2 separate regions of the Homo sapiens genome follow, and region 2 is linked to region 1. A link is an interaction called in ENCODE POLR2A ChIA-PET data of the cell type or tissue named here. Cell type or tissue: HepG2. All regions are shown on one strand. Links, peaks and the distances in the headings refer to the core of each region. The heading gives the core; the rest is flanking DNA. Region 1 has its middle 140 kb from the start of CYP26A1. Region 2 has its middle 33 kb from the start of CYP26A1.

The links. Peaks named below come from ENCODE experiments on the same cell type or tissue, not always from the same donor. Only the 100,000 strongest peaks of a DNase experiment are listed, where the experiment ranks them.
Region 2: POLR2A ChIA-PET joins it to region 1 with 8 read pairs; 3 of 35 experiments call an interaction of 5 or more read pairs at or near these places.

What each region holds. Positions count from the first base shown.
Region 1 is chr10:93,205,018-93,215,768 of GRCh38, forward strand. It overlaps the pseudogene XRCC6P1. Among named protein-coding and RNA genes, the nearest start is that of CYP26A1, 140 kb to the left of the region's middle. RefSeq lists a silencer at 1,675-1,969 and enhancers at 6,775-7,302, 7,303-7,828. In HepG2, for the core only: no CTCF peak of the experiment used is centred there; no DNase peak of the experiment used is centred there.
Region 2 is chr10:93,101,133-93,111,883 of GRCh38, forward strand. It overlaps the pseudogene NIP7P1. Among named protein-coding and RNA genes, the nearest start is that of CYP26A1, 33 kb to the left of the region's middle. RefSeq lists an enhancer at 5,560-5,854. In HepG2, for the core only: no CTCF peak of the experiment used is centred there; a DNase peak (open chromatin) is centred at 5,679; H3K4me3 peaks cover 369 bases.

The sequences.
Region 1 (10,751 bases), core at 956-8,955:
GGCTGCAGTGACAAAGTACAACACACAGAGTGGCTTACACAACAGAAATTGATTCTCTCACATTCAGGGGGCTGGAAGTCTGAGACCAAGCTGCTGTCGGGGCTGTGCTACCTCTGAGGCACTAAGGAAAAATCTGTTCCAAGCCACACTCCTGGCTTCTGGTAGTTCCTGGGTAGTGGAGGCACTGCTCCCGTCTTCATGTGGTGCTTTCCCCATGTGCGCGCCTGTCTCCAAATTCCCCCTTTTCATAAGGACACCAGTCATACTGGATTAGGGGCCCACTCTACTCCAGTATGATCTCATCTTAATCACTTATGTCTGCAACAACTATGTTTCTGAAGAAGGTCACATTCTGAGGTACTGGGGTAAGGACTTACATCTACAAATTTTGGGGGGAAACAATTAAACCCACAACAGACCCCACGTTTGGAAAGTAGTTCCAGTGTCCCTAGCCAAGTAGGAGGATCTGAATCATGCTGGCTGCTTGTGGATGCTCCTTGGTGATAGAATATTTCCTTGTAGATGTCTGTCTCCTGGAGGGTCCCCAGACCCTTTTAGTACCTGGAAGAGATAGGGATGAGGGAGCCGCTCCGAACCCCCGCTGGACCAAGGTCCCCAAGCAGGACTTAGATAAGAGGACTTAAGTGTCAAGGCAATGGCAGTGGAGGAGTTAGCCCACAGCCAAGAATCCATGTGACCTAAACCCAAATGGAGAAAAAAGCAAAAAGGAGGAAGGGAGGTTGGAGATTGGGGGTGAGGTGTGGACAAAAAAGGACAGTTGTGCCCTGGCACACTCTGCAAAGGAAGTCCTGTGGGCTGCAGAAGACATTTTTGCACCCACACTAGTTAAATAGATTGGGGTTTCCCAGAGTGGATTCTGTGGAATACCAGCTCTATGATAGATTAAATAGGTATTACATGAGGAAGAGATTCCATAGCAAAATAAGTATGGGAAGCAATGCTAAACTGGATTTGAATTTCAACAGCAAAATTTTCAAAACTTTTAATATATTAATATGGACTGTGCCTCTTCAAAAAGAGTGAATAGTAATCAGCATTCATCCACGTGATTGGATCACAGAAACTTTTTTCTCAGGAGCATCTGGCAAGATACATTTGAGAAATGTTGAACTAGGTGATGGATGAGCCCATTGTGAACAAAACCACAGAGCTGGTGGATGCTATAGATGATATGGCATAATATGAATATTAGATAATAGAAATTCCCAATTGACATTATCACCACGCTATGTTCCACCTTCCCTAGATCTTCCCTCAGTTGCTATCATATTGGATTCCCTTGGTTTGAGAAACACTTCTTGACGTTTATACTATTTCTTGTGAATAACTGATAAAATCGTCAACCTCAATGACACAAGTCAGCAAAGTCATTCTACATAAAGCCACAGGCCTAGCACCAGCTACAGGTATATATCCCACTTTCCCAACCCAGCCCTCCCTAGCAGGCTCCCACCTACTCATCCAAGGTGTTGTGGGCCCCCAGAAACCTGCTTAAACCAACATGGAGCAAAAACCATCATTACAGGACCCTAGAAAAGCCTCCTGGCTGCCTGTGATAAGGCATACTGAACAGACAAAAGGCCTGAGGCTCATTTTCTTTTAACTTTTTTTTTTTAATAGTACAAACTTAAGGCTCTTTATTCAGGCAGTAAAGTAAGGAACAGCAAAGTGGGAGGGCTACACCATCACCATGGCAACAGAAAGCCTCAAAAACTTAAAGTCCTTCCTAGCTCAGAAGAAACACATTTTAACTGGCTGAGAACAAGGCCAGGCAGCCTGGGAATGGTGTGGAAGGGCGGCTGCACGCGCGGCCTCTGGTCAGTCCTGGAAGTGCGTGGTGAGGGCTTTCAGCAGGTCCTGCTTCTTTAGCACACTCTTCAGCCCATCCACCCGGCAGGCCTCTTTCAGCATGGGCACAGTGAACTTGCCCAGCATGACCTTGCTGATGTGGGTCTTCAGCTTCTCTTCTCAATACTCCACCTTGGGCCTTTTGCTCCCAGAACCTTCGTTATTGTGCTTTCTCTTGGTAACTTTCCCTTCAGGATTGTAATCTGGCGGGTAGACAAGCTCCTTAAACTCATCCACCAGGGATCCCAGTCTTTTATTCATTGCTTCAACCTTGGGCAATGTCAGATCTACTGCTTGTTCAGGCTCCATCAAATCCAAGGCCAAGGCCTCCAGGTTCCTGAAGTACTTACTGCTGCAGCACGGGATTCTCAAAGCTGTCACTTCTGTATGTGAAGCGGAGCTTCTGAATGATAGCCTTCATCTTGTCCATCTACTCTGGAGTTGCCATGACCTTTTCAGTAAAGGGCATATTCGCCGGGCGCGGTGGCTTATGCCTATAATCCCAGCACTTTGGGAGGTAGAGGCGGGCGGATCACCTGAGGTCAGGAGTTCAAGACCAGACTGGCCAACATGGTGAAACCCCATCTCTACTAAAAATACAAAAAATTAGCTGGGCATGGTGGCAGGCATCTGTAATCCCAGCTACTCGGGAGGCTGAGGCAGGAGTATTGCTTGAACCCGGAAGGCAGAGGTTGCAGTCAGCCGAGATCGCACCATTGTACTCCAGCCTGGGCAACAAGAGTGAAACTCCGTCTCAAAAATAAATAAATAAATAAATACATACATACATACATACATACATACATACATACATACATACATAAAGGACACCTTCATTTTATCATCAGCAAAGGGTAAAAAGACCAGCTGGAAACCTGGAGGAGTCACCTGAATTTTCTAGTCATCCAACTCCTCTTCCTGTGGCACCAAAGCCACAAAATAAGGGGGAATGTTCCTGTGGGGCGTGTATCTGCACAATGCTATGACCTCCTTCTCCAGACACTTGATGAGCAGAGCACTGAACAGGATTGAGCTCCCAATCACCAGCGACTCCTCAGGGTACACCAACAGGGAGGGCCTCAGGTAATGGTGCTTCTTCAGCATTACCAAGGGCTTGAAACCCAGGAGCATCAAACCTGGATCATTAAACCATTTTAGCTCTTCTGTTTCCTCTTTTTCCAGTATAATCTGATGACTTCCAAAGATCTGAGACCTCTTGGTATCACTAGGCAGAAGCACACTGCATGTATTTGTGTTAAATGTCCGGGTCTTTGTTTTTTCTGTTTTTCTTTTCTTTTTTTTTTTTGGACAGAGTTTCGCTCTTGCTGCCCAGGCTGGAGTACAATGCACAATCTCGGCTCACCGCAACCTTCGCCTCCCGGGTTCAAGCGATTCTCCTGCCTCAGCCTTCTGAGTAGCTGGGACTACAGGTATGCACCACCACGACTGGCTAATTTTGTCTTTTTTTTTTAGTAAAGACGGGGTTTCTCCATGTTGGTCAGGCTGGTCTTGAACTCCCGACCTCAGGTGATCCGCCTGCCTCGGCCTCCCAAAGTGCTGGGATTACAGGCGTGAGCCAACGCACCCGGCCAGGGTCTTGGTTTTCACTGGTTCATTTGTTTCCTGATAGAGCTTTACTGGAGGAGGCTTAAGAGCCTTTTGGACCAGATTACAAATGCCCACAGAGATCACTATATCTTTGTTGAGCTTCAGCTTTAACCTGCTGAGTGCTTGCTTCCTGGTGTCCTTGGCGTGAACCTTCGGCAACAGGTCTTCTAGCTTGCTGGATTCCTCAAAGTGAACCCTGAGGTCCTCATCCTCGGCTATGTTGATGGTATCTCTATAGAACAAGGATAGGTCAAAGCCCCCAGGTTTCTTCAGGTGCATCAAGTCAAGGAAGATGCCTGTATCTTGGAGATCACCGGCTTCAGTCCTGGCCTGGCTGGCTTTGGCACTGTCATTGCCATGGGGGTTTTCTTCACTGGTCAACAGCATGATCCTCGTATGACTCATCTTCAACCAGACATCACTAAAGAGGCTGGCACAGACCCACAGCACTTCACTGAGCGAGTAGTCAGATCCGTGGCCCATCAGGTCTTGGAAACGTTTTTGTCCCTGCTGCCCCTTAAACTGGTCAAGCTCTAGAATTTGTTTTGCACTTGGATTATCCAACTCCTGTAAGACGTAAATATTTTTAAAATTCACTGAATTTTTGTCTTTCTCGGTACCATAGAACACCACTGCCAAGAGATCTCAATCACTGCTTATGATCTCATTGCTTATGATCTGTTTATGATCTCACTGCTTATGATCTCACTGTTTATGACCTCACTGCTTATGATCTCACTGCTTATGATCTGTTTATGATCTCACTGCTTATGATCTCACTGCTTATGATCTCACTGCTTATGATCTGTTTATGATCTTACTGCTTATGATCTCACTGCTTATGATCTCACTACTTATGATCTTTCTTACTGCTTATAATCTTACTGCTTATGATCTTTCTTACTGCTTATGATCTTACTGATGTACACACTTTGGATACACTGGATGCTCATGTCAAAAGGAATCAAAACTTCACTCTGAGATTCAAACATAGCCCTGGAGGCATCAACCAAAAAAATCAAACTATGTCTTCCTGAATATTTATAGTCTCCACTTGCTTCAAGGTTCTCTTCTTCTTCTTCTTCTGCTTCTTCATCGCCCTCGATTTTGTAATACAACTCCCACCCTGACATGTTGGCTACTGTTCACTTTGGCGCAGGGAAGTGACCAACTTGGACAGAAGACAAGAATCTCTTTTCACTTTTAACCAAAAATAGGTCATGCATTTGAATTCCCTGCCCCCCCCCCCAAAAAAAAAACCTGGGGACATGTAGTTTATTTGGGTGGTGATCCTAGGAAGCCCAAATGAAGAAGTAGGGAAAGTGAGACAGGGAAATAAGAAAAGTCAATAATGGGTACATTAATGAGCAGGGCTCTTATGGGCAGCTGAGGTTCAGTCTCACTGGGGAACCTCTGGGAATTCACGTGGAACACGCCTTTGAATTGTGCCACCAGAGGATGGGGTGGCTGGAGCATTTGGCTACCCCCTCACCTCCCTCGTCGGCTGAAGACTGCCCCCTGAACTGGGTTGAATAGTGTGCCCCCAAAAGTCATGTTCTTTCTGGAACCTCAGAATGTGACCTTATTTGGAAATAAAGTTGTTGCAGATGTAATTAATTAAGATGAAGTCAGGCTGGGCACAGTGGCTCATGCCTGTAATCCCAGCACTTTGGAAGGCCGAGGTAGGGGGATCACTTGAGATCAGGAGTTCCAGACCAGCCTGGCCAATATGGCAAAACCTCATCTCTACTAAAAATACAAAAACTACTCAGGCATGGTGGCGGGGCCTGTAATCCCAGCTACTCGGGAGGCTGAGGCCGGAGAATTGCTTGAACCCGGGAGGTGGAGGCTGCAGTGAGCCGAGATTGTGCCACTGCACTCCAGCCTGGGCCACACAGCCGAGACTCTGCCTCAACAGAAAAAAAAAAAGGCTGAGGTCAGCCTGGAGTAGAGCCAGCCATTAATCCAATAAGACTGGTATCCTTGAGAAGAGAAGAGACACAAGAACAGGGATATACAGCAGGAAGGCAGCCATGTGAAGATGGGGGCAGGATTGGAGGGATGCTGCCACGTGCCAAGGACTGCCAGGGACTTTCAGCAACCCCCAAGAGCCAGGAAGAGGTGAGGCAGGACCTTCCCCAAGAGCCTTCAGAGAAAGTGTGGCCTTGCTGGTATCAACCACCAAGGTATCAACCTTGCCTTCAGACCTCTAGCCTCCAGAACTGTCAGAGAATAAATCTCTGTTGTTTTAAGCCAACCCATTTATGGAACATTGTCATAGCAGCTCTCAGACTCTAATGCATGTCCAAAGGTGCTAAGTCCCCCACAGCTCCCCAGGTGCCCAAGAAAGCCTTCAGGCAGAGAAGCAGAGATGCAGGCACTTGAGGTGGGATGCTGTAGTGAGCTCAGATGTGGACCAAGAAGATACAGTGTGGGACATCAGCAGCATCTGCCACCATAAGTATTCCCATAAGAGGCAGTACATCAAGGCTAAGCTCATGTGCTTGGAAGTTAGGCTCGAATCTGTTCTATTACTTAGAAGTTTCAAGACCTTGGACAAGTTACATGACCTCTGTGAAACTCAGTTTTCCTTATTTGTAAGATGGGTATGAAATCATACTTCACAGAAATGTGAGTATAAATTAGTTCAAGTCTATAAACTACCTGGCATGGTGTCAGGCACATGGCATCATTCAATAAACATAACCTGTTATTATTAGATATTATTAATAACTAATTAACAGTGGTACTATTGGCGGGGCGTGGTGGCTCACGCCTGTAATCCCAGCACTTTAGGAGGCCGAGGTGGGTGGATCATCTGAGATCGGAAGTTCGAGACCAGCCTGACCAACATGGAGAAAACCTATCTCTATGAAAAATACAAAATTAGCCAGGTGTGGTGGCACATGCCTGTAATCCCAGCTACTCAGGAGGCTGAGGCAGGAGAATCGCTTGAACCCAGGAGGCGGAGGTTGCAGTGAGCCGAGAGCACGCCATGGCACTCCAGCCTGGGCAACAAGAGCAAAACTCCATCTGAAATAATAATAATAATAAAAATGTTATTAGTATTAAATCTTTGGTGCAGCCTTTGGAGTCAAATAGACTTGAATTTAAATTTCAGCTTTGTAGATGAAAAGCCTTAGGCAAGTTACTTGAGTTTCGATTTGTCCATGAAGATTATAACAATATGCGTGAAGCTGGCCAGGCGCAGTGGCTCATGTCTGTAATCCCAGCACTTTGGGAGGTCGAGGCAGGTGGATCGCTTGAGCGCAGAGTTCAAGACCAGCCTGGGCAACATGGCAAAATCGTATCTCTATTAAAAAGAAAAAATTAAAGTGTAAAGCCCTTGCTGGTTGTAACGTTTCTCCACAGTTCCAGAAGGCATAAAAGGATTGTCCTGGCAGTGTCTTTCGATGCTTCCCCTCAAGCAGTGCTGTGAGTTTCCAAGTGACATTTCTGAAATCTATGAACTCTCCCTGTACCCTTGGTAGAGCAGATATGCCCTTCTCTTGACCTTGTTTGCTAGTGCTAATGCTTCCCCCACCGTCCCCTGGAACTTTGTCCCTACTGCCTGCTCACCACTACCACCGCCCCTATCACACTGCATCTGACTTGTGCTAATAAAGCCCAAATCCCCAAAGTGACACGTAGAGTCTGGGCTGTGCCCTGGCTGGCTGCCTGGTGGGCATTCCTTTGAGTAAGAAAAGGAAGCTCAGATGCCTGCCGCCTCCCCATGCCTTTGCGTCTGAGCTGGAAACATGGCCTCTGCCTGTGGAAACGTTGGCAGCAGCTCCATGGAAAGGGGCTGGGGACTGTGCCCACGGACCAGATAGGCCTGCCCTTCTTTGGCTTCTCCTTGGTACGCAGACAATGAAGTGGCCAAGCAGGTGTTGCCTGGCTTGACATTGGCTGTGACACCTGTCCACTCTCACTCTGAACTAGCAGTCAGTTGGGGCTGTGAGCAGGGCGGGAAGGGTCACACCTACGGGACCCCTCCCCACTGTCCCATGCAACGATCTCCACTATGGAAAGCCACGTGCAGCAGTGAAGTCCCTGAAATGTGACTAATGCAAGAGAAGATCACAATTGTATATTAATTCAAGTTTAATTTAAAAACCAATATTAGATAGAAGGAATGGTTCTGGTGTCCTGCAGCACTGTGGGGTAAATGTGGTTAACTGTCATTTATTGTATGTTTTCACAAAGCTAGAAGAGAGGATTTTGAATGTCCACAACACAAATAAATGATAAATATTGGAGGTGATTCATATGCTAATTACACTGATTTGGCCATTGTACACTAAATATGCATATTGAAATATGCTGTACCCATAAATGTGTACAATTATTACTTGTCAACTAAAAAGAGCGGAAAACCTAATGCTTGATTCAGTTATTGGAAAAAATTTTTAAATGTATTTGGAACAATTTAGGTATGTGGGTCATACCTTTTACAACTGCAAATTTTATGAAATCTAAAAACAGATCAGGTATTTCCAGTGAAAATTTAGCATCTTAATTGAGATGTGCTGTAAGTATAAAATACACACTGGATTTTGAAGACGTAGAAGGAAAAAAAAATGTAAAATATCTCATTATAATTTTTAAAACAGGCCGGGCCCTGTGGCTCATGCCTGTAATCTCAGCACTTTGGGAGGCCAATGAGGGGGTGGATCACCCAAGGTCGGGAGTTCGAGACCACCTGGCCAACATGGTGAAACCCCGTCTCTAATAAAAATACAAAAAATTAGCCGGGCTTGCTGGCGGGTACCTGTAATCCCAGCTACTTGGGAGGCTGAGGCAGGAGAATCCGTTGAACCTGGGAGGTGGAGGTTGCAGTGAGTCAAGATGGCACCATTGCACTCCAGCCTGGGCAACAAGAGTGAAACTCCATCTCAAAAAAACAAAAGATTTTTTAAAACACTGCTTAGTGGTTGAGATACTGATATTTTGGATATATGGGGTTAAATAAAATCTATTATCAAAATTATTTTTACCTATTTCTTGTTACTTTTCTTTTTTTTTTTTTTTTTTTGAGACAGAGTCTTGCTCTGTCACCCAGGCTGGAGTGCAGTGGCCACGATCTCGGCTCACGGCAATCTCTGCCTCCTAGGTTCAAGCGATTCTTCTGCCTCAGCCTCCCAAGTAGCTGGGACTACAGGCACGTGCCACCATGCCTGGCTAATTTTTGTATTTTTAGTAGAGACAGGATTTCACCAGGCTGGTCTCGAACTCCTGACCTCGTGATCTGCCCAAAGTGTACTTCTTGTAACTTTTTTAGGTGGTGACCAGATAATTTAAAATTATCTATGTGGCTCACATGATATTTCTATTGGAAGCACTGTTCTAGATGGGTAGAAGCCTAAGACATTAGAACTTGAAGGGCCTCAGGCATCACCTAGAGTGTCCTCTCCTTTTAGAGGTGAGGAATTTGGCACAGGAGGAGTTTAAATGACCTCCAGAGAACTGGAACCCAGACCTCTTTTCTCCCAGCCAAGGTTGCATAGAATGCAATGACAAGCCAAGTTGCGTAAGTTGAGGTAATGGATTCAAAGTACCACACATGGTTATAACAAGATGGTAGTGTCAGTAAGGTGTTTCAAACATGAGATGATATGTATTATTTTTGCCCTTCTCCAAGGAACCAGAGAATAACAGAACTAGGAAGTGTCCCTTGAGATTACGCAGAGGGTCAGATTACTTTTTCAGACATCTGCTTGCTCGGGAACCTGGATATATAAGGCCTCTTCCAGGAGGAGGACGCCTGCTCCCATAAGGAATTGTTCTTCTCTTTGCTCCTGGCAATTCAGGGAAGCAGGCTCAGGGCTGATAGGTCATCTAGTGTTTTGGGCTGAGTGTCTCCTCTGCTTCTTTCCTGGTCTCCCTCCCTTTTGTCCTTTCCAGCTTCTCCCAATCTTTGGGGGGACAAGGCATCTTGCTTGTGTGTCTGGCTGTACCCCCGGGGGTGTGGCTGCGCATCTGAGTGCGAGCTGAGTATGGAGTGGTAGTGGCTGTGGGCTATGAAGGCTGTGGGGTGGGGGGGCCTTCCTAGTGCCTGGGTGAGTGGGGAGTGGACAGGAGTGGAGGGGTGCTTTTAAACAAGTCCTGTAGACCAGTGGAGAATTGGGGAGTTGAGACTATAGTGTGAGGCTGTCTACCCAGGTGGAAGTGGCTATGGGCAGTTGTGCGTATAGCAGTGTGCCTGCAGTTATGTGCGCTTGTAGAGTATGGTGTTGTGTGGCCATTTTACATCAGAACACAGCGTTTCCTGTCGACACCTAAAGCATTGCAAGAAATTGCAATTAGATCACTATCACCTAGTAATTTCCCTTCCCTTTCCTTCCCTTCTTCCTTCCTCACTTCCCCCTCTTTCCCTCCTTCTCCTGTCCCTTCTTTTCCTCTCTGTATTCCATTTCAAGCTTACAGAACTCTTGCTGGGAGCCAGGCACTATATTGGGATTATTTGTCTCTTGTCTTTTCTCCCCATCAACACACCCCTCAAAGTCTCAGTGTGACTGACCTCCATTTTAGTGCTGTGATTATGACAGCTTCAGATTTAGTGCTGTGATTACGATATGTCGGGATTGGGTCTCACTCAGTAACTGGTGGAGGCTGGTACTGTGTTCCCTCAATAAGTCCTGGTTGATGTAAACTTGCTGCAGTCCCTCCTCTCCAAGAAGAAAGGGAGTGTGGGAATGAGCTGGGGGAATCTGTGACTAAGTGGCTTGTTTTGTTGGTGACAGGGGTACCTGACCAAGCAGGTGATTCGAGTCTGATATCCTGTGTTCCTTCTGTATCCTCTCCTGGAAGGTCCATCCTAGACCCTGGAGATGTAACCAGGTATGCAACACCTCAGTCGTGGTCAGCACAGTGTGTGGCCTGGGCTGGCTCTGAGATGCTGGGGCTTGCCTTTGTGGTCACCACAGCCTTTCCCCCTGGCAGAGGCCTGAACTGCCTGGCTGCCTGCAATAGTCTCAGGGCCTCAGGACCCACCTACAGAGCCTAGCCCCCGAAGGGTATCACAGGATCTGTCAGAGGTGCCTGGTCCTCCATCAGGGCCAGCGGCCATGGGATCATTTCTCTTCCCTCAGGCTGCTGTTGGCTAAGTGGCCCATTGTCACCCTGGCCCTGGCTCTGTGGGAAGGGGTTCTGGGTGCCCATGTGTCTCAGAACCCAGTGACTACCACATGACACACTGAGCCCTGGTTTGTCCTTCCAGGCCTGTGCTCAGCCAGACTCATTGTCCAAACCTGGGACCTCACTGGCACGGCTGC
Region 2 (10,751 bases), core at 1,593-9,592, 100 kb before region 1:
TGCTGCCTCAGCCTTCTGAGTAGCTGGGACTATAGATACATACCACCATGCCCAGCTAATTTTTGAATTTTTTTGTAGAGATAGGGTCTCACTGTCTTGCCCAGGGCTCAAGGGATTCTTCTACCTCGGCCTCCTAAAGTTACAAATTACAGGTGTGAGCCACCAAGCCCAGACTTTTTATTTTACTTTATGATGACGATGATGATGGTGATGATGATGATGATGATGATGATGTTTTGAGATGGAGTCTTGCTCTGTTACCCAGGCTGGAGTGCAGTGGTGTGATCTTGGCTCACTGCAGCCTCCGCCTCCCCAGTTCAAGTGATTCTCATGCTTCAGCCTCCTGAGTAGCTGGGACTACAGGCATGTGCCATTATGCCTGGCTAATTTTTGTATTTTTAGTAGAGATGGGATTTTGCCATGTTGCCCAAGCTGGTCTTGAACTCTTGACCTCAGGTGATCCACCTGCCCCAGCTGCCCAAAGTGCTGGGCTGGGATTACAGGCATAAGCCACTGCTTCTGGCCTTTATTTTTTTTTTGAAATGGGGGTCTTATTCTGCCACCCAGGCTGGAGTGCAATGGTGAGATCATGGCTTACTGCAGCCTCGACCTCCTGGGCTCAAGTGATCCTCCCAGCTTATCACCCTGAGTAGCTGAGACTACCAGCACCCACCACCGTGCCAAGTTAATTAAAAAATTTTTTTTGTATAGACGGGATCTCCCTATGTTGCCCAGGGTGGTCTCAAACTCCTGGGCTCAAGTGATCCTCCCACCTTGGCCTCCCAAAATGCTGGAATTACACAGGTATGAGACACTGAGACAGGCTCTGATACAATTTTGTTAAGAATTTTGTATCTATGTTCTTAAGGAATGCTGAGTTGTAGATATTTTTCCCTGTAATGTGTCTGTGTAGTCTTGGTACCAAGGTAGTCCTGACATCATAGAATCAATTAAGCATCATTCCTTCCTCTTCACTTTACTAGAAGAGTTTATGTGGAAGTGGTATTATTTTGTCCTTTAATGTTTGGTGGAATTCACCTATGAAGCCATTTGGGCCTGGACATTTATGGGAAGGTTTTTACTCACAAATTCAATTTATTTAATAGATATAGGCCTATTTAGGTTACATTCCTTCTTGAGTGAGCTTTAGTAATTTTTGTCTTTCCTTTTTTTTTTTTTTTGAGATGGAGTCTTGCTCTGTTGCCCAGGCTGGAGTGCAGTGGCGCGATCTTGGCTCTCTACAAGCTCCACCTCCCAGGTTCACGCCATTCTCCTGCCTCAGCCTTGCGAGTAGCTGGGACCACAGGTGCCCGCCACAATGCCCGGCTAATTTTTTGTATTTTTAGTAGAGACAGGGTTTCACCGTGTTAGCCAGGATGGTCTCGATCTCCTGACCTTGTGATCCACCCGCCTCAACCTCCCAAAGTGCTGGGATTACAGGCATGAGCCACCGTGCCTGGCCAGTAATTTTTGTCTTTCAAGGAATTTGTCCATTTAACCTAAGTTTTCAAGTTTATTGGCATAAAGGTTTTTATAATAATTTCTTTTTATTCTTTTAGTATCTGTAGAGTTTGTGGTGATGTCACATCTCTCATTTATGTTAGTGGCAATTTGCGTATTTTCTCCTTTTTTCCTGATCAATCTGGCTAGAGGTTTATTTTCTCAAAAATTAGTTTTTCCTTTATTTTATGTTCTTTTTCTGTGTGGTTTTTTTTTTTTTTTTTTTTTTAGACAAAGTCTCGCCCTGTCGCCCAGGCTGGAGTGCAATGGTGCGATCTCAGCTTACTGCAACCTCCACCTCCCAGTTTCAAGTGATTCTCCTGCCTCAGTCTCCCGAGTAGCTGGGATTACAGGCGCATTGCCACCACACCTGGCTAACTTTTGTATTTTTAGTAGAGATGGGGTTTCTCCCTGTTGGCCAGGCTGGTCTTAAAACTCCTGACCTCAGGTGATCTGCCCACCTCAGCCTCCCAAAGTGCTGGGATTACAGGCATGAGCCACCGCTCCGGCCCCTTTTTCTGTGTGTGTGTTTTTTTTTAATTGATTTTTGATCTGCTCTTTATTCTTTTATTCTTTTTACTTTGGGTTTCATTTGGTCTTCTTTTCCTAGTTTCTTAAGGAGGAAAATTAAGTCATTAATTTGAGACATTTGCACTTTTCTAACTAGGTGTTTTAGTGCTATAAATTTCCTTCTAATGCTGCTTTAGCATGAAATTTGTGCTTCTTGAGCACAAAATTTGATATGGTGTTTTCATTTTCATTCTCTTTAAAATACTTTCTAATTTCCCTTTTGATTTCTTCTTTGACCCATAGGTTATTTCAAATGTATTATTTTGTTTCAAATACATGGAGAAATTTTCAGATATCTCCCTGCTACTGATACATAATTTCATAATTTAGTTCTATTGTGGTCAGAGAACACACTTTGTTTGACTTGAATCCTTCCAAATAAATTAAGACTTGTTTTATGGCTCAGCATATATTCTATCATAGTAAATATTCCATGTGCAGTTAAGTGCATTTTGCTGTTGTTGGGTGGAATGAATGATCTATAAATATGAATTATGTCAAGTTGGTTGACAGTGTTATTTGATTCATCTATATCCTTACTGATTTTCTGACTTGTTCTAGTGATTGTTTTTAAAAAGTGTGTTGAAATCTCCAACAATAATTGTGATTTTACTTCTCCTTTTCAATTCTATCAGTTTTTGCTTCATGTATTACAAAGCTATATTAATAGGTGCATAAACAAAATTAATTATGCCTTTTTGATGCTTTGACCCTTTTATCATTATGAAATAACCCTCTTTATCTCTGGTAATTTTTTTCTCTGAAACTTACTTTTCTACTTTGTCTGAAATTAATATAGCCACTCCACTTACTTTTGATTAGTGTTAGCATGGTATATTTTTTCCATGCTTATACTTTGAGCCTTATTTGTTCTTTACCTTTAAGGTTGGTTTCTTCTAGGCAGCATATTATTGCATTTTGCTTTTTTACCCAGTCTGGCAGTCTCTGCCTTTTAATAGGGATATTTAGACCATTTACATATAATGTGATTATTGATATGGATAGAGTTAAATCCACCATTTTGCTACTTATTTCACTTTATATTTTCGGTTTTTTGTTCCCCTTTTCCTCTTTTTGAAAACCTTTTGAATTAACTTTTATTATTCCATTTCATTTCAATAGTTGGCTTGTTGTAACTCTTGGTTTTGTTAGTTTGAATTTATGCAGTCTATCTTCACATGATATTATATCACTTCCTATGTAGTATAATAACCTTACAACAATATACCTCGGATTCATATTTTTACCTTTAGGCCTTTATGCTCCTGTTGCTATATATACATATATATATATATATATATATATATATATATAAACATTTTATTTGGTATAAGTATACACATTTAAACATGTTAGAAACCTCTTGATATGTTGTTATTTTTTAATTAAACCTGTCTATTATCAATATATGTATAGCATTTAGTACAATCTATAGTATACAGGATACCTCTCAGGCTTTGCCCAACTACCCTTTTCTTAAGTAGACTCTTCCTTCCATAACATCTTTTGTAATTAGCTATTATTTTAAAAATTTTGTCTTTCATCATTCCACCACTGGATCATGAACCGGGACAAGGTCAGTCTTGTTAACATATTTAAAACCTCATACGGGGCCTAACAAATAAATATTGTTGGATGTATGAAAGGTTATTTTCCAAAGCTTTTAATATTCACTTGATTTTTTTCTTACAGCAAAGCTGTGCCAGTTTACATTTTCACCAGCTTTGTGTGAATTGTTTACTTTTCACTTAATTGCCAATGATATTGAGTATGGTTGTGTTAAAGAAATTGTTCCATATTTTGAGGGTGTAAACTGATAATTTTAAAAACTTGTGCTCTTTGTCTTTTTTGAAGAGGGAATCTTTTACATTGTATAATTACTTCTATTTTTACATGTTTTCTGTTTATGTTCTTCATTCTTATTAATAAAAATAAAGATAGAATAAGGGTTAAAAAAAACAAACCCCAAAACTATTAATTATTTTTAAAGATATTTGCGTATTAAGAACAAATCTTATATAGCTAACATTGTTGGTGTTCTTTGTTCCTTTGTGTAGATACATAGTTATATCTGGTATCACTTACCTTCTGCCTGAACTTTTTTTTCCTGTGAATAAATTATGTTTCATGAAATCAAAGTGATAAAAAAAACATTTCAGCCTGGGCTCATTCTATCCAAGAAAAAGAGCGAGGAAACAGCTCGTAAAAAACAAGATAACGTAGGCTGTGCGTGGTGGCTCACACCTGTAATCCCAGCATTTTGGGAAGCCAAGGCGGGTGGATCACAAGATCAGGAGTTTGAGACCAGTCTGGCCAATATGGTGAAACCCCGTCTCTACTAAAAATACAAAAAAATTAGCTGGGCATGGTGGTGCACGCCTGTAATCCCAGCTACTCGGGAGGCAGAGGCAGGAGAATCACTTGAACCCAGGAGGTGGAGGTTACAGTGAGCCAAGATGGCGCCATTGCACTCCAGCCTGGGCAACAGAACGAGACTCTTTCTCATTAAAAAAAACAAAAAAAAAAAAACAAAAAAAAAAACAAAAAAACAAGATAATGTAATCAAATGACACTCATAAGACCCCACACCTCGTAATAGAAATACATAATATATGTACTAGAAAAATAACTCTTACCATTTATTCAATACGTAACATTTCCCAGGCACTGTGCTAGATGCTTTACAATTATGATTTCTAATTTTATTTTTATTTTTTGAGACGGAGTTTCATTCTTGTTGCCCAGGCTGGAGTGCAATGGCACGATCTCAGCTCACTGCAGCCTCCACCTCCCGAGTTCAAGCGATTCTCCTGGTTTAGACTCCTGAGTAGCTGGGATTACAGGCGTGTGCCACCATGCCAGGCTAATGTTTTGTATTTTTAGTAGAGACAAGGTTTCACCACGTTGGCCAGGCTGATCTTGAACTCCTGACCTCAGGTGATTCACCCACCTTGGCCTCCCAAAGTGCTGGGATTACAGGCATGAGCCACCATGCCCGGCCTGATTTCTAATTCTAAAAACCATTCTCAGGTAAATGATTAAAGCTTTTAAAAGTTTTGTGGTTTTTTCAAACAGAAGAAGAAAATGATGCTTATTAAAGTTGAATGACTCATCCAAGGCCATATAGCTGGTCAGCAGCAGAACTGGGGTTTGAACCCAAGTTTTTCTTCCTCACCATACAGAATTTACTGTATAGAAAAATAGCTGAATAAATTTCTCTTGTTATTTTAGCCAAATTTCATATGCAAAATCCCAGGAGTGGCCTACTATTCTGATGTGTCAATATCTATCTTTCATCATGTGAATAAACAACAGAGAAAATCCATTGTGCTCTTATGAGTTTGGAAAACAAAGTGTTATCACAGATATTCTTGTCCTCAGTTCCAATGATTTTGAACCTGTTATTCAGAACAAGAAGCCGCCTGATTCAAATACAAAACAAAACATTCTATTTAGTGCAAACACAAAGATCTGAAACTCCATTTTAAAGTCATTTCTGTACAGTAAGAATCCAGCCTGCATCTGTCAGTGGTAGAGAGAATAGTAAACAGAGGAGTCCCTGAAGAGGTCACAGTGTTGACAAAGTTCAACATGATAGTGGAGTCTGCACAAATACAGGGAACAAAGCTTGGCCCTTCCACACAGCTGTGAGGCCTTGACTTCGTTTTAAGTCAACGTCATTTCATGTCTCACATATTTCCCAGTGTCTGCATGATGAAATACCACAGTCACCAGGAGGTCCACTTTTCTGCAGTCTTGTGTAGATTTTCCTGCCACCCCAAAACCCAAGGAATGTCTGCCATGGAGCACACCACCACTGCCTGGTACTGAGAAGTCTTTTTGGTGATTCAACCCAGACCATATTTCAACAGATGGTTCCCATACGGGAAGGACTGACCTGCTCCAGGAAGAAGCTCTAGGCTTTATCCGCACTTTATACTTGGTATAGGGTACAAGGTAATCCAGAGTTGTGATGTGCAACTGAAACCTGTGGGTCTTAGTGAATTTTCCGAAGCAGGTTCCCAGCAACACCAGCTTGTCCCTGGAGATACTGGCAGCCAACTTCAGAATCTTCTCACTCACATAGCGTAGGTGCCGTCGGGCCTGTCAAGTGGCAGCAGATTCTCCCTGATGTATTTCATGGTCTTCTCAAACATTATATGGGCCTGCTCTTCAGCCAAGTCCACATTTTCCCGCTAGAATGGAACACCGGATCCTCATGCCCCATTGGCAGGGAAACCTGAACTTTTAAAAAAACCTTTCATGTAATGTGGGTCTGTTCTAATTAAGTCTTTCAGCTTTTGTCTGCCTAATAGTCTTTATTTTACTTTTGTTTTTGAAAGACATTTTTTACCAAGTAGAGAATTTTAGATTAATAGTTTTTTTTATTTCAGTATTTTAAAGATACTGCTCCACTGTCTTACTTTTTTCGATTGTTTCTAACAAGACATTTATTGCTGTCCCACCTCTGTTTCTCTGTACATAATGTGGGGTTTTTTTTCCCTCTGAATGCTTTTTAAGATTTTCTCTTTAACACTGGTTGGGAGCATTTTGATTATAATATACTTCCAAATTCCTTGTGCTTGGAGTTTGTTGAGCTCCTTGGATTTGTGGATTTATACTTTTCATCAAATTTTGTAAAATTTTAGCCAATAATTTTTTTTTTTTTTTTGAGACGGAGTCTCGCTCTGTCACCCAGGCTGGACTGCAGTGGCGCAATCTCGGCTCACTGCAAGCTCCACCTCCTGGGTTCATGCCATTCTCCTGCCTCAGCCTCCCAAGTAGCTGAGACTACAGACACCCACCACCACGCCCGGCTAATTTTCTGTATTTTTAGTAGAGACAGGGTTTCACCATGTTAGCCAGAGTGGTCTTGATATCCTGACCTCGTGAACCGCCTGCCTTGGCCTCCCACAAGTGCTGGGATTATAGGCTTGAGCCACCGCACCCGGCCGCCAATAATTCTCTTCAATTATTTTTTCCTTTCTCTCTTTCCTCTCCTTTGGGGACTGCTTGAAGTCATCTCATGGCTCACTGATGCTGTTTGCATTTTTAAAATTCTCTTTTCTTTGTTTCATTTTGGGTAGTTTTTATTGCTATCTATTTGAATTTACTATTTTCTTCTGCATGTCTCATCCGCTATTAATCCCATCCACAGTATTTTTTTTTCCTTTTTGTTTTTCTTGAGACGGAGTCTTGCTCTGTCACCCAGAGTGTAGTGCAATGGTGTGATCTCAGCTCACTGCAACCTCCATCTTCCAGGTTCAAGCTATCCTTCCACCTCAGCCTCCTGAGCAGCTGGGAGTACAGGCACGTGCCACCACGCCTGGCTGATTTTTGTTATTTTTAGTAGAGACAGGGTTTCACCATGTTGGCCAGGCTGGTCTCAAACTCCTGACCTCAAGTGATCCGCCAGCCTCAGCCTCCCAAAGTGCTAGGATTATAGGCATGAGCCACTGCACGCAGCCCACACTATTTGTCACCTCAGACATCGTAGTCTGCATCTGTAGAAGTTCAGTTTGCGTGTCTTCTCCCAGCCCTCTGGTATTATCTTCCTTGTCTCTGCTTAACTTTTCGAACACATAAAATATAGTTATAATAACTGTTACAATGTCTATCTCTGCTAATTCTGACATCTGCATTAGTTCTGGGTTGGTTTAAACTGGTAATTTTTCTCCTCATTTTGGATCACATTTTTTAGCTTCTTTATTTTACCTGGTAATTTTTAATTGGATGCCAGACATTCTGAGTTACATCTTGTTTTTTTGTTTAATAAGATATTTTATATTCCTATAGTTACTATATTCCTCTTACTGTCTGGGTCTTTCCAGACTCTTAGCTGTGTCTCCTCGATTGAGGGGTCTGCTGGATTCTGCTTGAATTACTCCTCCATGTGCTGTGGCCTGGAAACTCTTTCAAGTCCGTAAGCTGGGGCGGTCATAGGCTTCCCGTCATTTGTTCCTTATCACGCAGGGATCACTGTCCTTTGTTGCCTGTTACCAAGTGTCCTGGAAACGACCGTTTCATATATTTTGTCCATTCTTTTTGGTTGTTTCAGGCATGGAGGTAAATCTGGTTTCCATTACTCTTTCTTGGTTGGAAGTAGAAAGAAATCTCTTTTTATTGATGTGAAATTCAAATAGCATAAAAGTAACCATTGAAAAATGAACGATTCAGGGGCATTTAGTATATTCATAATGTGGTGCAAGCACCACCTCTGTCTAGTCCCCATTTTTATCACCCCAGAAGGAAACCTATTACCCCTCCCTCAGTCCTTGGCCTGTGCCTTCTCTATGGATTTAAATATTCTGGATATTTCATGTAAATAGGATCCTATGATATGTGATTTTTTGTGTCTGGCTTCTTTCACTTAACATAATGTTTTCAATTTCAGTGCTCACCCATGCTGTAGTATGTATCAGTAGTTCGTTCCTTTTTATTGCCAAATGATATTTCTTTCATTCTGTGTTGTAAGGGCCAAGGGAAAACTCCTCCTTTGCCCTGTGAAATTTTGCTGAAAAATCAACTGACAAAAGGCAAATTAATAAGAGAAAAGGCACACAGATTTATTAATGTGCACATGGGAGAAAACCACAGAGTAATTACCCCAACCCCTCAATAGGGTTCAGAAGCTTATACAACATCTTGAGGTTGCAGAAAGAATAACGGCTTGGATTATGGCAAAACAGGTTATGGGAGGGGGAGAAGGGGAGGCATGGCTAGCATACGTGGTCTTGTAATGTAAATGAAACTTCACAGGTAGCAGCCCTCAGAAAGAATAGATGGCAAATGTGTCTTCCAGACTTTTATTTTTTTATTTTTATTTTTATTTTTTTCAGTGGAGTTTCGCTCTTGTTGCCCAGGCTGTGGCACGATCCCGGCTCACTGCAACCTCCACATCCCAGGTTCCAGCGATTCTCCTGCCTCAGCCTCCCGAGTAGCTGGGATTACAGGCATACACCACCATGCCCAGCTAGTTTTGTATTTTTAGTAGAGACGGGGTTTCTCCATGTTGGTCAGGCTGGTCTCGAACTCCCAACCTCAGGTGATCCACCCACCTTGGTCTCCCAAAGTGCTGGGATTACAGGCGTGAGCCAACATGCCTGGCTCTTCCAGACTTTTAAAGGTGTCAGACTCTCAGTTAATCTTTCCTAGATTAGACAAAGGAAGGCCTCAGAAAAAGCCTGGCTGCATCTGTGCAGATTTTCTCTACAGATGCCAAGTCTCTTCCACAAAAGGCAGCTTTGCAGGCCTACTTCTGTTTGCAAGCCCTCTGAACAGCTATCTCAAAATACGTCAGATTTTTGGTTTTGGGTGCACTATTTTGATTTCCTTTAATGTATATGCCATGATTTGTGATTCATGTATCTGCTGATGGACATTTGGGTTGTTTCCACCTTTCAGATATTGTGAATGCTGTGGCCATGAGCATGCGTGCCTATGTGTTTGTTTCAGTACCTGTTTTCAATTCTTTTGTGAATACACCTGGGAGTGGGATTGCTGGGTCATATGATAATTCTATTCTTAACTTTTTGAAGAACTGCCAAATTGCTTTCCACAGTGGCTTAACCATTGCACATTTTCATCCTCTTTTTTTAAAAAAAACAATTTTTGGGGGGTATGAATTTACATACCTTAAATCACACACATTTTAAGTATACAGCTCAATGAGTTTTGTCAGATGAACACATTTGTATAATCACCATCACAATCAAGAAAGTAAACTTTTCTATCACCTTAGAAAGTTTCCTCATATCTATGTGGAGTCAATTCCTCTTTTAGTCAACCACTGTTTTCGTTAACTGTAGATGAGCTTTGCTTGTTCCAGAACTTTATATCAATGCAGTGTGTACTCTTTTGGATCTGAAGTCTTTTGTTCTGCCTAATGTTTTTATGAGATTTATCCATGCTGATAGGTGTACTACAGTTTGTCCCTTTTGACTGCTGAGTAAAATTCTATCTTGTTGGTATACCACGATTTGTTCATCTGTTGAATGTATATTTGGGTTGTTTTCAGTTTGGGGCTATTATAAATAAAGCTATAAGCATTTTCAGTCTATGTGTGTCTTCATAATGAAGCTTTATGTCTTATAGATAACATATATTTGAGTTCTACTTTTTATCCACTTGGACTACAGGCACGCACCACCATGTCTGGCTAATTTTTTTTGCATTTTTTGGAGAAGGGGTTTCACCATGTTGCCCAGGCTGGTTTCAAACTCCTGGGCTCAAGTGATCCTCCCATCTTGGCCTCCCAAAGTGCTGGGATTACAGGTGTGAGCCACCATGCCGGGCCTCAATCTCTGCCTTTCAATTTGCGGCTTTTACATTGAAAGTAATTTTTGATATGGCTGTGTTTAAATCTATTAAATTGGTACAAAAGTAATTGCAGCAAAAACTGCAGTTACTTTTGCACCAACCCAATATTATTTTGCTACTTGTTTTCCATTTGTTTATTCAGTTTTTTTCTTCTTTGTTGCTCCTTGTCTTCCTTCTTTGGGTTAACCAATTTTTTTTTTTTTTTGAGATAGAGTCTCACTCTGTCACCCAGGCAGGAGTGCAGTGGTGCAGTCTCGACTCACTGCAACCTCTGCCTTCCGGGTTCAAGTAATTCTCCTGCCTCAGCCTCCCAAGTAGCTGGGACTACAGGCATATGCCACTACACTCAGAAAATTTTTGTT